Regions from separate parts of the Homo sapiens genome. Here region 1 is linked to region 2. Evidence: chromatin loops called from intact Hi-C (ENCODE). Cell type or tissue: stomach. All regions are shown on one strand. Each heading gives the region's core, and the rest is flanking DNA. Links, peaks and the distances in the headings are about the cores only. Region 1 has its middle 30 kb from the start of SOWAHB. Region 2 overlaps LOC124900719 (a long non-coding RNA gene).

Region 1 (8,340 bases), core at 199-8,198, 57 kb after region 2:
AAAGACATTATGTATGTCTCCTGAACACTATATATATGTTCTTGCAATTACTTTAAAATATGTTATACTATACTTATATAAGATAGTACCATTGGAGAAGACTGAAGGAGACTGAGTGTGCCTCAAGTGAACATTTTATGCAAGGTGTTGTTGAAAGGCGTGGTTGAGTACCTAAAAAAAATGGAGAACTGGGAACCGCATTACTTGTTATAGAACAAGTTGTATAAACTATATTCAAAAAAATGAATTTTTCTTTTTAAAAATATGTTGCAAATTTGATCTAAGACTGACTTTTATTAAAACCAGTTATCCACGTATGGTGATTGAGTTGGGAAGAAAGCAAGTAGGTAACTGTTTCCCTACTTAACCTTCTTGAGCAGTTACTGTTATCTTCCAAAAAGAACCTAAGTTCTGTGCATGACCAGGTCAGTCAGCAATTGTCCTGAACCGATCGACAATCCCTGAATAAAATAACCTCCCTGTCACTGTCCCCTTCCTTTGTAATCAGAAGATCACTGGAAAACACACATCCTCAAGGTAGGTCAAGACTGACAGAATCAAAAAGTAAATTAATTAATTAATTAATTTTTAAAAGACTGACTGAATCTTCTCCATTGGCTTCCCTTTGCTCTCAGGATAAAATCAAACTCCCTAATGTAGTTTTTATGGACCTTTGAGAACTGGCCCTGTTACCTTTTCAGTTCATAACTGACCACTCCCCTTTCATTTTTTGTTTCAGGCTTTCCTGTAATTCAGAGCTTCTTTCAGTTTCTCAAAAGGGCTGAGCTCTTTCTAGCCTTCAGGTTTTTTCTTTTTTTGCAATTAAAAAAATTAGATACAATTCACCATTTCAACCATTTTAAATGTATAACTTATAATGTTGTGCAACCACCATCCCTATCTAATTCCAGAACATTTCTATCACCTTAAAAAGAAACCCTATACCAGCAGGGCACAGCAGCTTGCAGCTATAATCGCGGCTCTTTGGAAGGCTGACGTGGGGGGATGACTTGACTTCAGGAGTTTGAGACCAGCCTGGGCAACATAGGTACACCCTATCTCTACAAAAAAGAAAAAAATAGCCAAGTGTAGTGGTGTGTGTTTGTAGTCCCAGCTACTCGTGAGGCTGAGGAGGGAGGATCACTTGAGCCCAGGAGGTCGAGGCTACAGTGAGCTGTGACTGTGCCACTGCACTCCAGCCTGGGTAACAGAGCTAGACTCTGTCTCAGAACAAACAAAAACCAGACAAACAAAAAAGAAAGAAAGAAAAAAGAAAAATAAAGAAACCCTATACCCATTGGCAGTCACTCCCAATTCCTCCCTTTACCTATTCCCCTAGGCAACCACTAATCTACTCCATCTCTCTGGATTTACTTGTTCTGGACATTTCATATAAATGGAATCATACAGCATGTGGCCTTTTGTGTCTAACTTTGACTTAGCATAAGGTTTTCAAGGTTCATCCATGTTGTGGTATGTATCAGCACTGCATTCCTTTTTATGGCTGAATAATTTTCCACTGTATGGATATACTACATTTTGTTTATCTACTCATCAGTTGGTGGACATTTGGGTTACTTCCACTTTTTTGGATATCATTAATAATGCTGACATGAACATCCGTGCACACATTTTTGCATGAACACGTTTTCAATTATTTGGCTATATATCTAACGGTAGAGTTGCTGGGTCCTATGGTAACTCTCTATTTAGCTTTTGGAGAAGCTGCCCAACTGTTTCCCCTCTAGGATGTTTTTATCGGCCCCTAAACTATTTTGAATGTGCCATTCCTTAGTCTGGAGCATTCATCCCCTGAGATCCCAGTTTAGACATCACTTCCTCTAAAAAGCCTTCCCTGACCACTTACCTCTAAATTAGATATGCTTAAAATCTGAGGTAGAGAATACCATCCCAGCATTTACCATATTATCTTGTCTTCCTTGGTTTTCTCTCCCTAGTCTGTGAGCTCTGTTGAGAGGTAATGTGGGTATCATTCTCTAGCACAGATCCTGATATCTGGGAGGCATGCAGTGAGGAATGTTAGATTGAAGAATCACCGCATTATTCTACTCAAAGCAACAAAAGTCTTTGCTGCATGATTCTTCCACTAATGAAAGTCTACATAAATGAATTGAGTTATTGAAGAATAACATTGGAGAATACATACACGTGTATACATAAGTATATTACTAATATTCATGACTAAGTATTTTATTGACTGATTTTTTAAGTGTTTAATAATAAAATTTAGGGACCATCTATTACGCCAAGATTGAAATTATATTCATATGTACAAATGTTTCAAGAAACAATTGCTGGGAGGATCCAAGATGGCCAATCAGAAGCAGCTGCTTTCTGCGGCACTCACAGAGAGGAACGAAAGCAGTGAGTGAATTCAACACCTTCAAATGAAATATCCATACTCTTGCATTGGGACTGACTAGGCAAACAACTCGACCTGCAGAGAACGAAGAAAAGCAGGAGAGTGGGCGATGGCCCACCTGGAAGCAGGACAGAGCCAAAGGAACCCCACCCCTAGCCAAAGGAAGCAGTAAGTGATTATGCGACCCTGCCCGGGAAACCACACTTCTCCCACAGATCTTTGCAACCTGTAGGTCAGGAGATCCCCTCATGAGCCCATGCTGTGTATTGGTCTTGGGTTCAATACACAGAGCTCAGAGTCTCTGGAGCCTCCGCAGAGCAGCCACTTAGGCATACACACAGACACGGGAGTTTTACATACTCTGGCCCCAGGATCGCTGGCAAGGTGGGAAATCCATCCGTACATATCCCTAGGAAGGGGGCTGATCCAGGAAGCCAAGCAGCATCATTCTGCAGGCCTCACTTCCATGACATCTCACAAGTTAAGACTCACTGGCTTGGAATTCTAGCCAGCCAATAGCAACAGGCTGAAATCTGCCTGAGACAGATTCGGGTTCCCGGAGGAAGGGGCAGCCGCCATCTCTGTGGTTCGGTAGACTCAGCCATTCCAGCCTTCCAGTTTTGGAGACCACAGACAATCCAGATGAGGAAGGGTCCCCGCCAGTGCAGCACACCTGCTCTACCAAAAAGCATCCAGACTACGTTTTTAAGTGGGTCCCTGAACCCGTTCCTCCTGACTGGGCGAGACTTCCCAACAGGGGTCTCCAGCCACCTCCTACAGGTGTATTCAGGCTGGCAACAGGTCAGTAACCCCCAGGATGGAGCTTCCTGAGGAAAAAGCTGGCTGTCATTTTTGATGTTTTCCAGCCTTCACTGGTGATACCTCCAGGTATGGGAAAACCCAAAGCAACTAGTGTCTGGAGTGGACCCCCAGCAAACCACAGCAGCCCTTTGGTAGAGTGGTCTATTAAAAGAAAAACAGAAGACAACAACAACAACAGCAACAAAAATACCCCATAAAAATCCCACTCAGGTCAGCAACCTCAAAGACCATAGGTAGAAAAGCCCACAAAGATGAGAAAGAATCAACATAAGCCCGGGAGTTAGAAGCTGCAATGAGCTATGGTCGTGCCACTGCACTAAAGCCTGGGTGACAGAGCGAGACTGTCTCTAAAAATTATAAAATAAAAGAAGAGGTTTTGGAGAGATCATAGCAGACAGAAGGCAGGACTAGATTGCAGCTCTGGACAGAGCAGTGGGCAGCAGCTTGCATTGTGAATTTTAGCTCCAGATCAACTGCAAGAACAAACCAGCAATACTGAGAGAAACCACAGACCCTCTGACAGAAGTGGACTGCTCCTGCAGAACCCAGGAGACCACCCCCGCACCCCCCGCCAAAACAAAACAAAACAAAAAAACTGTGAGTGCCCTAATTGCGGAAGCGGGAAAGGGAGACCCTCCTCTCCCGAACACACACCTCCACTGGAGAAGGTGAAGGTCTGTTTGCAGAAGTTTCCGACTTTACCTGGAGCTAAGTCAATTTGGAGACCCGAGTGAAATACAGGGGTAGAGGAAGCAGCAGAAAGGCCCTGGGAGCTCGCAGGTTACGGGAGAGAAGCATAGAGTAAAACTACACGGGGAGAAGCAAATCTATAGCTGAACTTTGTAACAATTTGAACGGGGTGAGAAGCCTCCTAGCCTGAACTCGGGGTAGGATGCAAATCTGGTGCGCAGACTCCACAGGCAGGGGAGGAACTAAGCCCTTTTCTTTCGCAGCTGGGAGGTGGATAGCCTGGGGCACGTTTTCAAGCCCATATTGCTCTCCACCTGGAAACGGTCTGGGGGCTCTTGAGGGGTAGGGGGACGCGGTGGGAGTGAGACCAGCCCTTCGGGTTGCATGGGAGGTGGGTGAGGCCTGTGACTGCCGGCTTTCCCCCACTTCCCTGACAACCTGCATGACTCAGCAGAGGCAGCCATAATCCTCCCAGGTACACAACTCCAGTGAGTTGACAATCTCACCCCCATCCCCCACAGCAGCCACAGCAAGACCCACCCAAGGAGAGTCTGAGCTCAGAACATGCCTAGCCCCGCCCCCACCTGATGGTCCTTCCCTATCCACCCTGGTAGGGGAAGACAAAGGGCATATAATCTTAGGAGTTCTAGGGCCCCGCCCACTACCAGTTCCTCACTATAGTACCACAGCTGATGCTCTCTGGAAAGTGCCACCTCCTGGCAGGAGGCCAACCAGCACGAAAAGAGAGCATTAAACCACCAAAGTTAAGAACCCTCACTGAGTCCATTGCCTCCACCACCTCCACTGGAACAGGCACTGGTATCTATGGCTGTGAGACCCATAGACAGTTCACATCACAGGACTCTGTGCAGACAACCCCCAGTACCAGCCTGGAGCCGCGTAGACTCGCTGGGTGGCTAGACCTAGAAGAGAGACAACAGTCACTGCAGTTTGGCTCACAGGAAGTCACATCCATAGGAAAAGGGAGACAGTACTGCATCAAGGAAACACCCCATGGGACAAAAGAATCTGAACAACAACCTTCAGCCCTAGACCTTCCCTCTGACAGAGCCTACCCAAATGAGAAGGAACCAGGAAACCAACCCTGGTAATATGACAAAACAAGGCTCTTCAGCGCCCTCCCCCGACGCCCACAAATCACACTAGTTCACCAGCAATGAATCCAAACCAAGAAGAAATCCCTGATTTACCTGAAAAATAATTCAGGAGGTTACCAGCCTGGCCAACATGGCGAAACCCTGTCTCTACTAAAAATACAAAAATTAGCCCAATGTAGTGGTGCACACCTGTAATCTCAGCTACTCAGGAGGCTGATGCAGGAGAATTGCTTGAACCTGGGAGGCAGAGGTTGCCATGAGCTAAGATCGCCCCACTGCTCTCCAGCCTGGGTGACAGAGCGAGACTCCTTCTCAAAAAAAAAAAAAAAGAAAGAAAGAAAAAGAAAAGAAAACAAACAAAAAAACCCAGCACTCTGGGAGGCCGAGGCGGGTGGATCACAAGGTCAGGAGATCAAGACCATCCTGGCTAACACAGTGAAACCCCATCTTTACTGAAAAATACAAAAAATTAGCTGGGCATAGTGGCAGGCGGCTGTACTACTCGGGAGGCTGAGACACAAGAATGGTGTGAACCTGAGAGGCAGAGCTTGCAGTGAGCTGAGATCATGCCACTGCACTCCAGCCTGGGTGACAAAGCGAGACTCCGTCTCAAAGAAAAAAAAAGGAATTCAGGAGGTTAGTTATTAAGCTAATCAGGGAGGAACCAAAGAAAGGCAAAGCTCAGTGCAAGGAAATCCAAAACATGATACAAGAAGTGAGGGGAGAAATAGTCAAGGATTATCAAGAAATATTCAATAGCTTAAAGAAAAATCAACAAAAAAAATTCAGGAAACTTTGGACACACTTTTAGGAATGCAAAATACTCTGGAAAGTCTCAGCAATATAATTGAATAAGTAGAAGAAACAAATTCAGAGCTTGAAGACACGGTCTTTGAATTAACCCAATCCAACAAAGACAAAGAAAAAAGAATAAGAAAATATGAACAAAGCCTCCAAGAAGTCTGTTCTCGTGCCATTAATAAAGACATACCCAAGACTGGGTAATTATAAAGGAAAGAGGTTTAATTGACTCACAGTTCCACATGGCTGGGGAAGGCCTCACAATCGTGATGGAAGGTGAAGGGGAAGCAAGACATGCTTTCATGGCAGCAGGCTAGAAAGCTTGTGCAGGGGAACTCCCATTTATAAAACCACCAGATCTCGTGAGAGTTATTCACTACTGCAAGAAGAGTATGGGGGAAACCACCCCCATGATTCAATTATCTCCACCTGGATCCGCCCTTGACACGTGGGGAATATTAGAATTAAAGGTGAGATTTGGGTGGGGACACAGCCAAACCATATCAAATTAAACTAAAAAGCTTCTGCACAGCAAAAGAAGCTATTATCAGAGTGAACGGACAACCTATAGAATGAGAGAAAATGTTTGCAATCTATCCATCCAACAGAGGCCTAATATTCAGAATCTACAAAGAACTTCAACAAATTTACAAGAAAAAAACAAACAACCTCATTAAAAAGCAGGCAAAGGACATGAACAGACACCTCTCAAAAGAAGTCATACATTTGGCCAACAAAATATGAAAACAAGTTCAACATCATTGATCATTAGACAAATTGCAAGTCAAAACCACAATGAGATACCATCTCACACAAGTGAGAATGCCTATTATTAAAAAATCAAAAAACAACAGATGCTGGTGAGGTTGTGGAGAAAAAGTAATGCTTTTACACTGTTGGTGTGAGGGTAAATTAGTTCGGCCATTGTAGAAGACAGTGTGGTGATTCCTCAAAGACCTAGAGGCAGAAATACCATTTGACCCAGCAATCCTATTACTGGGTATATACCCAAAGAATACAAATCATTCTATTATAAAGATATATGAATACATATGTTCAATGCAGCACTATTCACAATAGCAAAGACATGGAATCATCCTCAATTCCCATCAACAATAGACCAGATAAAGAAAATGTGGTACATATACACCATGGAATACCATGTAACCATAAAAAAGGAATGAGATCATGTCCTTTGTGGGGACATGGATGGAGCTGGAAGCCATGATCCTTAGCAAACTAATGCAGGAACAAAAAACCAAACACCACATGTTTTCACATAAGTGGAAGCTGAATGATGAGAACACATGGACACATGGGGGGAAATAACACACATTGGGGTGTGGCAGAGGGGTCATGTTGCAGGAGGGAGAGCATCAGGAATAATAGCTAATGGATGCTGAGCTTAATACCTAGGTGACAGGATGATCTGTGCAGCAAATCATCATGGCACACATTTACCTATGTAACAAACCTGCACATCCTGCACATGTACCTTTGAACTTAAAAGTGGAAGAATAAAAAAAAGAAACAACTGCTATTCTTTGACCAAGTAATTCCACTTCTGAAAATCATAAGGAAATAACCATAAATGCAGAAAATGTTTTAATGCATGAAGATACTGACAGAATATTTACAAATAATAAAAAATTAGAAAGAATCTTCATCAACAGAAAATAGAGGAATGGCTAGCTAAACTCTACAGACATAAAAGATAATGTTTAAGAGTAAGTTAGAATAATGCAATAGAGGCTGGGTGCAGTGGCTCACGCCTGTAATCCTAGCACTTTTGGAGGCCCAGGCGTGTGGATCACAAGGTCAGGAGTTCGAGACCAGCCTGACCAACATGGTGAAACCCCATCTCTACTAAAAATACAAAAATTAGCCAGGCATGGTGGCACACGCCTGTAATCCCAGCTACTCAGGAGGCTGAGGCAGGAGAATCGCTTGAACCTGGGAGGCAGAGGTTGCAGTGAGCCAAGATCACGCCACTGCACTCCAGCCTGGGTGATAGAGTGAGATTCCATCTCAAAAAAAAAAAAAGAATAATGCAATAGAGACCGTAATATACTGTGACTGTGCAATGATTTAAAAAGGAGGGGGTAACCCTGAATCTATGGGGGAAATTCCATGGTAAGAAATACAGTCATGCATTGTTTAATGACCAGAATGTGTTTGGAGAAATTCACCATTAGGCTATTTCCTCATTGTGCAAACATAATAGAGTGTACTTACACAAAACTAGATGATATAGCCTACCACACACCTAGGCTATATGGTATAGCCTACTGCTCCTAAGCTACAACCTGTATGGCATGTGAACTGCACTGTATACTGTAGACATTGTAACACAATGATAACTATTTATATATCTAAACAAGAAAAATGTACAGTAAAAATACGGTATGAAAACCCTGTAGGATCACCATTGTATATGTGGTCCATCATTGACTGAAATGTTACGTGGCACCTAACTGTATGTCAAAATGCTAACCATGTTATGGTATGTAGCAGGACAACACGTAA
Region 2 (8,340 bases), core at 279-8,278:
TTATAAAACCCTCAGATCTCATCAGAACTCACTATCAGGAGAACAGCATGGGGGAAACTGCCTCCATGATCTCATCACTTCCCACTAGGTCCCTCCCTTGACACGTGGGGATTACAATTCAAGATGAGATTTGGGTGGGGACATAGAGCCAAACCATATCAGATACCATGCTAAGAAGTTGAAGCTTTACCTTTTAGGCCAGTAAGTCTGGGGTGGGGCCCAGGAATCTGCATTTATCAAGTTCTTTAGGTGATTTTTATGCAGGTGGTCTGGAGATCTCGCTGTAATAAATACTGTTTAGAGGGGCTCTGTTATAGATAAATGAAATTTATAGAAAGTGACAGAAGACACATTTTTATAAAATGGTAGGCATGGTATTAAGTGTGAAGCACCAAAAAGACATAAAACTTGAACCCAGTCCTCAACACATAATTAAAGTAGGCTGATAAGATTTACTACAGCCACTAGGTATGGTTGTGCAGGCTGTGCACTGCACCACAATGCCATCTGAGAAGGTACTGTTCACATTTTAGGCATCATAGATTTGTGTATTTGTTACAGTTTTTGGCAGATAAGTCCAATGTCTTATTCTAATAAAAAGAGGATACTACAGCAATTTTTCAACAGATGGAAATAAAGTGTCTTGAGGAAGGTAGTGGTATATTGTTATATTAATGGCTCCAGTGAATCACATTTCCTGGTATCGACACCCTTCTTTGGTCCTCTGCTATATTAACTCTGAGCCATTGGGAAATCAGCAAATGTGACACGGCAGACTTTGCAGAATTCCCAATGATCAAAGCCAAGTTCTCCGTGATTTTTCTGGACTTTCCCTTATCATCAAAGGATGGCTGCTGCTGATCCAAACAGCTATAGGCATCACATCTGCATTCAAAGTAGGTAGAAAAGGAGCAGTGTAGGCAATGCCAACCAGAGTGTCTTTTCTCTCTTCTCTTCTCTTTTTTCTTTTGACAGAGTTTTACTCTGTTACCCAGGCTGAAGTGCAACGAAGCAATCATAGCTCATTGCAATTTCAAACTCCTGGGCTCAAGTGATCCTCCTGTCTCAGCTTCCCAAGTAGCCAGAAGTATGAGGTGTGTACCACGCACCTGGCTAATTTTTTTTGTATTTATAAAGACGGGGGACTCACTATGTTGCACAAGCTGGTCTCAAACTCCTGGCCTTAAGTGATCCTCCTCCTTCTGCCTCCCAAAGCACTGGGATTACCGGTGTGAGCTACCATGCCCAGCCCCAGAGCTGCTTTTATTAGAAAAGCAAATTTTTTTCCAGCAACATTCCAGCAGACTTTCATTTATATCTCATTGATCTTCATCATTTGGCCATTGTTAGCTGCAAGGGAGTCTGGAAAATGGAATATTAACTTTTCCAAGCCTCTGTAGTAAAACATGACAAGGAAATGGGAGTTTAGGAAAGGATATTGGGTTGACTAAACAGCAGTGCCTGCTGTGGAACTTTTAATCATGCATCCCATACATAGCCACGCTCCTATTAATACCACTGTGTTAGGCCATTCTTGCATTGCTAGAAAGGAATACCTGAGGCTGGGTAATTTATAAAGAAAAGAGGTGTAATTGGCTCAATTTCTGCAGGCTGTACGAGCATGGCACCAGCATCTGCTCAGCTTCGGGGGAGGCCTCAGGGAGCATTTACTCATGGGAGAAGGTGAAGCAGGAATGGGTGTGTCACATGGTGAGAGTGGGAGTGTGATGGGGGGAGGTGCCACACTTTTACATAACCAGATCTCCTGAGAACTCACTATTGCAAGGACAAGCCATGCAGGATCTACCTTCATGACCCAAACACCTCCCATCAGGCCCCACATCTAACACTGGGGATTGCATTTCAACATGAGATTTGGGGGGACAAATATCCAAACTATGTCAATCACAAATGTATACAACATGGAGACTGGAAGCTGCTAGCCAATTTCCAAGCTTTATCTTACAATTCAAAGGGAAGAAATTATCTCCAAGCCATTGATTTATTCAACAAATATTTACTGAGGATAATTCTACAAGTTAGACATTGAGCTAGGCTTTGAAATACCATCCCTGAGATTCAGGAATGGACCTACTGTTCTGCAGGACGAAGAATTCAGCCTCCCTGTAGGCCTGGAGAGAAGGGATAAATATTGCCAACAGCCTCTCATTTCACTGTAACTTCCGTTTTCACATCTGTTTCATTTATCTTTTCTTTTTTTTTTTTTTTCTTTTTTTGAGTCAGTCTTGCTCTGTCATCCAGGCTGGAGTGCAGTGGTATGATCTCGACTCACTGCAACTTCCGCCTCCTGGGTTCAAGCTATTCTCATGCCTCAGCCTCCTGAGTAGCTGGGATTATAGGTGTGCGCCACCATGCCCGGCTATTTTTCGTATTTTTAGTAGAGACAGGGTTTCGCCATGTTGGCCAGGGTGGGTCTCGAACTCCTGACCTCAAGTGATCCACCCACCTCCGCTTCCCAAAGTGCTGGGATTACAGGTGTGAGCCAGGGTGCCTGGCCTTCATCTATTTCCTCTTTTAACTTCCATTTCCATTCCCATTTTCCTTGTATCAGTTAGCTTTTGATGCAATAACTAACCATCCTGAAACTTTGTAGCTTAAAACAACAGTCACGTATTGTTACTCACAAGTCTGCAGGTCAAGTGGCTGGTTCTTCTGATCTGGGCCAGGCCTGGCTGATCCCAGCTGGGTTTGCTCATGTGTTTGCAATTCATCAGTGGGTCAGCTGAGGGCACTTAGCCTAGGATGGCCTCACTCACATGTCTGGTGGTTGGTGCTGGCTGTCAGCTAGGGCAGTGGGGTAACAGGGCCACGTGTCACTCGTTCTCCAGCAGGCTTGCTGAGGCTTATAAATAAGGTGGTTGTTACGGGATTCTCAAGAGTAGGAAGAGTAGGCAAGCCCTAATGTGCTAGGACTTTTCAAGTTTCTGCTTGTGTCATATTTGCTACCTGTTCCATTGATCAAAGTAAGTCACAAGCTCGGCCCAGATTCCAGAGATCGAGAAATAAAGTCCATCTCATGATAGGTGGAGCTGCAATCACACTGCAAGGGCAAGAGAGCAGGGAAGGGAAGAATTTGTGCTCATTTTGTTAACTCCCACACTTCTTTTCTTCCACTACATAGGACACCAAAAATTCGTTAAGCTGGTTAATGATCTTTGAGGCCAGGTGCAATTCACTTCTATCAAACATTGGTTATAGTGCCTCTGCACTATTAGGGGAAAAAAATAATAAAAGGCCTGGCGTGGTGGCTCACGCCTTTAATCCCAGCACTTTGGGAGGCTAAGGTGGACAGATTGCTTGAGCTCAGGAGTTCAAGACCAGCCTGGGCAACATGGCAAAACCCCGACTCTACAAAAAATACAAAAATTATCCAGCTGTGGTGGCATGTACCTATAGTCCCAGCTACTTGGGAGGCTGAGGTGGGAGGATTGCTTGAGCTCAGGAGGTGAAGGTTGCAGTGAGCTGAGATCATGCTACTGAACTCCACAACAGAATGAGACCTTGTCTCAAAACAAAAAACAAAAAACAAAGCCTGAATTATCCACCACCAACTCCTAAGCCACTGGCTGTCAACATTTATGAACTAAGACCCATTAGCAAGAAATTTATTTTACAGTATCCAGAATATACATGTACACATTTTTTTTTTAGAAAAATAAGTTATGGGCCAGTTGCAGTGGCTTACGTCTGTAATCCCTGTAATCCCAGCACTTTGGGAGGCTGAGGCGGGCAGGTCCCTTGAGGTCAGGAGTTTGAGACCAGCCTGACATGGTGAAACCCCATCTCTACTAAAAATACAAAAATTAGCTGGGCATGGTGGTGCATGCTTGTAATGCCAGCTACTTGAGAGGCTGAGGCAGGAGAATGGCTTGAACCTGGGAGAGAGAGGTTGCAGTGATCCAAGATGGTGCCACCGCACTCCAGCCTGGTGACAGAGCGGTACTCCATCTCGAAAAAAAAAGAAAAGTAAGTTGTGACCCACTAAATTAATTCACCACCCACTAATGGGTTATGATCTGTAGTTTGAAAAGCATTTTCGTAAGCTAAGGCCAGGAACACCACTTTTCTAGGAAAAGAGAACAGCAGGTTCCCTTTGAGGGGTTCAATAAAGAGCCTGAGTTTGGAGCTTGCAGGATCAAAAGAAGACCAGCATGTGGGGAGTCTACTGAATGGGAGATGAGGCGGGAAATATAGACAAGGGTCTGCCAGGAAGGTCTGCAGGTTGTGGCGGGGCATTCGGGACTCACTCTTCAAAAAAAATAAAAATAAAAAATAAAGGGTCTTGCTATGTTGCCCAGGCTGGTCTTAAACTCCTAGGCTCAAGGGAGGGATTCTCCTCCTTCAGCATCCTGAGTAGCTCGGATCAGGAGCATGCTGCTCTGCCTGGCTTCCATTATTCTAATGGAAGTTCCCAGTGGTTTTACGCAGAGAAGTGACATGATATAATCTATTTTCCAAAATAGTTTCTCCTGACCTCATGCACAGCCCTAAAATGATTGCAGAATGACTTAATTTTCTCTAAATTTAAAACAAGCCCGGAATGGTTTTAAGACCCTCCGTAGAGAATTCTTTCACTCTCCCCCACATTCATTCAATGAAACTCATTTCCTGGTTCCCTTCCCTCCACGAGGGCGCCTACCCTCTGCTGAGCAATCTGGAGACCAGAATCCTGCAGAAATAAGAGTGCTGAAGTTTTAAAATTCCTCTTTCTATCAAGTCCAGTACTTTTATTATCCTTCTGTCACTAAGAATCCACATATCTGCTGGCCACACTGCCCTCCTGGCTGGAGTCATGCATACCCATGGACTTTTTTTTTTTCTGATTTGCAACATTGACACTTGGAAGGACATCTGTAAGTTTTGGCAGCTGGCTCCTCACAGCTTGGAAGCAGGTCTCCTCTCCCAGTGGGGGTCTCCATCTCTGCTGGGACATCTGCAGTGCCTGCTGTTGGGAGCTGCCACACATGGTCTGAGTCGGGGGTCACACAGACTGAAAAGGAAGCTGAGAGAGGGATTGCTTAGCAGGAGACAAGCAGATTTCCCAGGGCCTGGGCCTCCTTGGCTGGTCCCCAGGAGACGAGTTCCAGCTGCTTTTCTTTTTTGCTTCTTCTTCCTCCCCCCACCCCCCTTTCCGGTTTGGGCCCCTTTTCCCTCCCGCCTTCGGCCGACCCGCAGTCCAGACAATATTTCGGGTGGAAAACATCACTGTCAAAAAAGAAGAATCCAGAGGATGAGAAGCTGAAAAGCTGAGGGGGAGCTCCCCTCTTCTGGAAGCCTGTTCCATGGATCTGTCACCTCTTGTCTGGGAAAGATGATGGGGTGCAGCAAACACACTCAGATGTGTGTTCCTGCAACCTGTTAGCCCCTCACTTCCCTGTGCCCCCTCTCCACTTCCCCTTCCCACGCTAATGACTTGCCCCAAGTCTGTGGTGAGCATCCCAACAGATTTATTTTCTTTGCAGTTTCCAAAATAGATGCTTTCAAAGCTTAGAGTTAAAGATACTGGTAGGAAAAGGGATATTGAAGGGAGAGGAGGAAGAGGAAAGAAAGAAGTGGCATTGGAAAGTAGAGCAGGCCAGGCACAGTGGCTCATAGCTGCAATCCCTGCACTTTGAGAGGCCAAGGTGGGTGGATCACTTGAGACCAGGAGTTTGCAACCAGCCTGGGCAACATCATGAGGCCCTGTCTCTACAAAAAAAAATGTTTTTTTAATTAGTTGGGCATAGTGGCAGGCCTGTAGACCCAGCTACTCATGAGGCTGCTGTGGGAGGATCACTTGAACCCACGAGGTTGAGGCTCCAGTGAGCCGTGAGCCATGATTGTGCCACTGCACTTCAGCCTAGGTGACAGAGCTAGACCCTGTCCCAAAAAAACAAAACAAAAAACAACAACAACAAAGACAAGAAAAGTGGAGAAGCTAGTAAGTCAATAAATTGTAATGGTTAAAGACAGGAGCTCCAGATTCACTCAAACCTGGTTTATAATCCTATAACTGCGGCTTATTGACTTGTGAATTAAGGTTGTCTGTTTTAACTTCTCTGAGGCTCTGTTTGCTCATCTGTAAAATGGGCATAATTGTATCTGCTTATCTAAGTTAAAAACTAAGTGAGACTCTTCTTTTCTCTTTTCTTTCTTTTCTTTTTGTTTTTCTTTTTCGAGAAAGAGTCTCCCTCTGTTGCCCAGGCTGGAGTGCAGTAGTGTGATCTCGGCTCAGTGCAACCTCCGCTTCTGGGTTCAAGCTATTCTCCTGCATCAGCCTCCTGAGTAGCTGGGACTACAGGCATGCACCACTACACTTGGCTAATTTTTGTATTTTTAGTAGACAGGGGGTTTCACCATGTTGGCCAGGCTGGACTCGAACTCCTGGCCTCAAGTGATCCACCCCTGTTGGCCTCCCAAAGTGCATTAAACGACACTCTTAATGCAATTATTATCTACTCGAGTAAGTGCTTGATAAACGGTAGCTCTTTATAATGAATATTATTCATGTAAAGGGAACATTGGAATAGCTGTCGGATACTTTCAAAGAAACAAAACCAGGAAACTAGCTATTGAGGAGCTTTGGAAACACAAGCTTTCAGCTGGATGCTGTATGTCTTTTTTTTTTTTTTTTTTTTAACAGACTGAGTCTTACTATGTTGCCCAGGCTCGTCTCAAACTCCTCCTGGCCTAAAATAATCCTCCAAAGTGATGGGATTACAGCATGAGCCAGCCTATTTATGTCTCTTAGGTAATTTTTTTAAATGTTTATGGGTACATAGGTATATATATTTATGGGATACATGAGATATTTTGATCTAGGCATACACTGTATAACAATCACATCAGGGTAAATGGGGTAACCATCACCCCAAGCATATATCATTGCTTTGTGTTACAAACATTCCAATTATACTCTTATAGTTATTTTTAAGTATGCAATAAATTATGGTTTACGGTAATTACCCCATTTTGCTATCAAATACTAGATTTTATTCATGCTTTCAAACTGCATTTGTGTACCCATTAACCATCCCCTCTTCCCCGCTTACATCTGACCACTCATCCCAGCCTCTGGTAACTAACCTTCTACTCTCTATTGCCTTGAGTTCAGTTGTTTTAATTTTTAGCTCCCACAAACAAGTAAGAACATACGAAGTTTGTCTTTCCTGTGCCTGGTTTATTTTACTTAATATAATGACCATCCATGTTGCTACAAATGATAGGACCTTGTTTTTTAATGGCTAAATAGTACTCTAATGTGTATATGTACCACATTTCTTTATCCATTTGTCCATTGATGGACACTTAGGTTGCTTCCACATCTTGACCACTGTGAGTGGTGCTGGCGGTAAGCATGGGAGTGCAGATGTCCCTTTGATATCCTGATTTCCTTTATTTTGGATATATACCTAGCAGTGGAATTGCTGGATCATAGTGTAGTTCTATTTTAGTTTTTTAAGGAACCTTTGACTTGTTCTCCACAGCAATTATACTAATTTACATTGCCACCAACAGTGCATGAGGGTTCCTTTTTCTCCACATCCTCGCCAGCATCTGTTATTGCCCGTCTTTTGGATATAAGCCATTCTAACTAGGGTGAGATGATATCTCATTGTAGTTTTGATTTCCATTTCTTTGATGACTGATGATGTTGAGCAACTTTTCATATACCTGTTTGTCATTTGTATGTCTTCTTTTGAGAAATATCTATTCACATCTTTTGTCCATTTTAAAAATTAGATTATTAGTTTTTTTTCCTATAGAGCTGTTTGAGTTTCATATATAGTCTGGTTAATAAGTCCTTGTCAGAGGGATAGTTTGCAAATATTTTCTCCTATTGTGTGGATTGTCTCTTCACTTTGTTTATTATTTCCTTTGCTGTGCAGAAGCTTTTTAACTCGATATATTCCCATTTGTCCATTTTTGCCTTGGTGGCCTGTGCTTTTTATTACTCAAGATATCTTCGCTCAGACCAATTTCCTGGAGAGTTTCCCCAATGTTTTCTTTTAGTAGTTTCATAGATTCAGGTATTAGATTTAAGTCTTTAATCCATTTTTATTTGATTTTTGTATATGGTGAGAGATAGGGGTCTAGTTTCATTCTTCTGCATATGAATATCCACTTTCCCCAGCACCATTTATTGAAGAGACTATTTTCTCCCCAGTGTATGTTCTTGGCACCATTGTCAAAATTGAGTTCACCATAGATGTATGGATTTATTTCTAGGTTATCTGTTCCGTTCCACTGGTATATGTGTCTGTTTTTACGCCAATACCATGCTGTTTTGGTTACAATAGCTCTGTAGTATAATTTGAAGTCAGGTAATGAAATTCTTCC

What was found. A loop is a pair of places that touch in the nucleus more often than their neighbours do. Peaks named below come from ENCODE experiments on the same cell type or tissue, not always from the same donor. Only the 100,000 strongest peaks of a DNase experiment are listed, where the experiment ranks them.
Region 1: a loop joins it to region 2, with 1.9 times the contacts of the local background. A loop is called at or near these places in 1 of 110 quality-filtered maps.

What each region holds. Positions count from the first base shown.
Region 1 is chr4:76,863,945-76,872,284 of GRCh38, forward strand. No RefSeq gene overlaps it. Among named protein-coding and RNA genes, the nearest start is that of SOWAHB, 30 kb to the right of the region's middle. In stomach, for the core only: no CTCF peak of the experiment used is centred there; a DNase peak (open chromatin) is centred at 4,457; H3K27ac peaks cover 1,239 bases.
Region 2 is chr4:76,807,207-76,815,546 of GRCh38, forward strand. It overlaps LOC124900719 (a long non-coding RNA gene), which reads right to left. Exons shown (of 2, transcript XR_007058150.1): 2 at 4,722-5,023. Among named protein-coding and RNA genes, the nearest start is that of SHROOM3-AS1, 8.9 kb to the left of the region's middle. In stomach, for the core only: no CTCF peak of the experiment used is centred there; DNase peaks (open chromatin) are centred at 4,585 and 5,105; H3K27ac peaks cover 2,588 bases.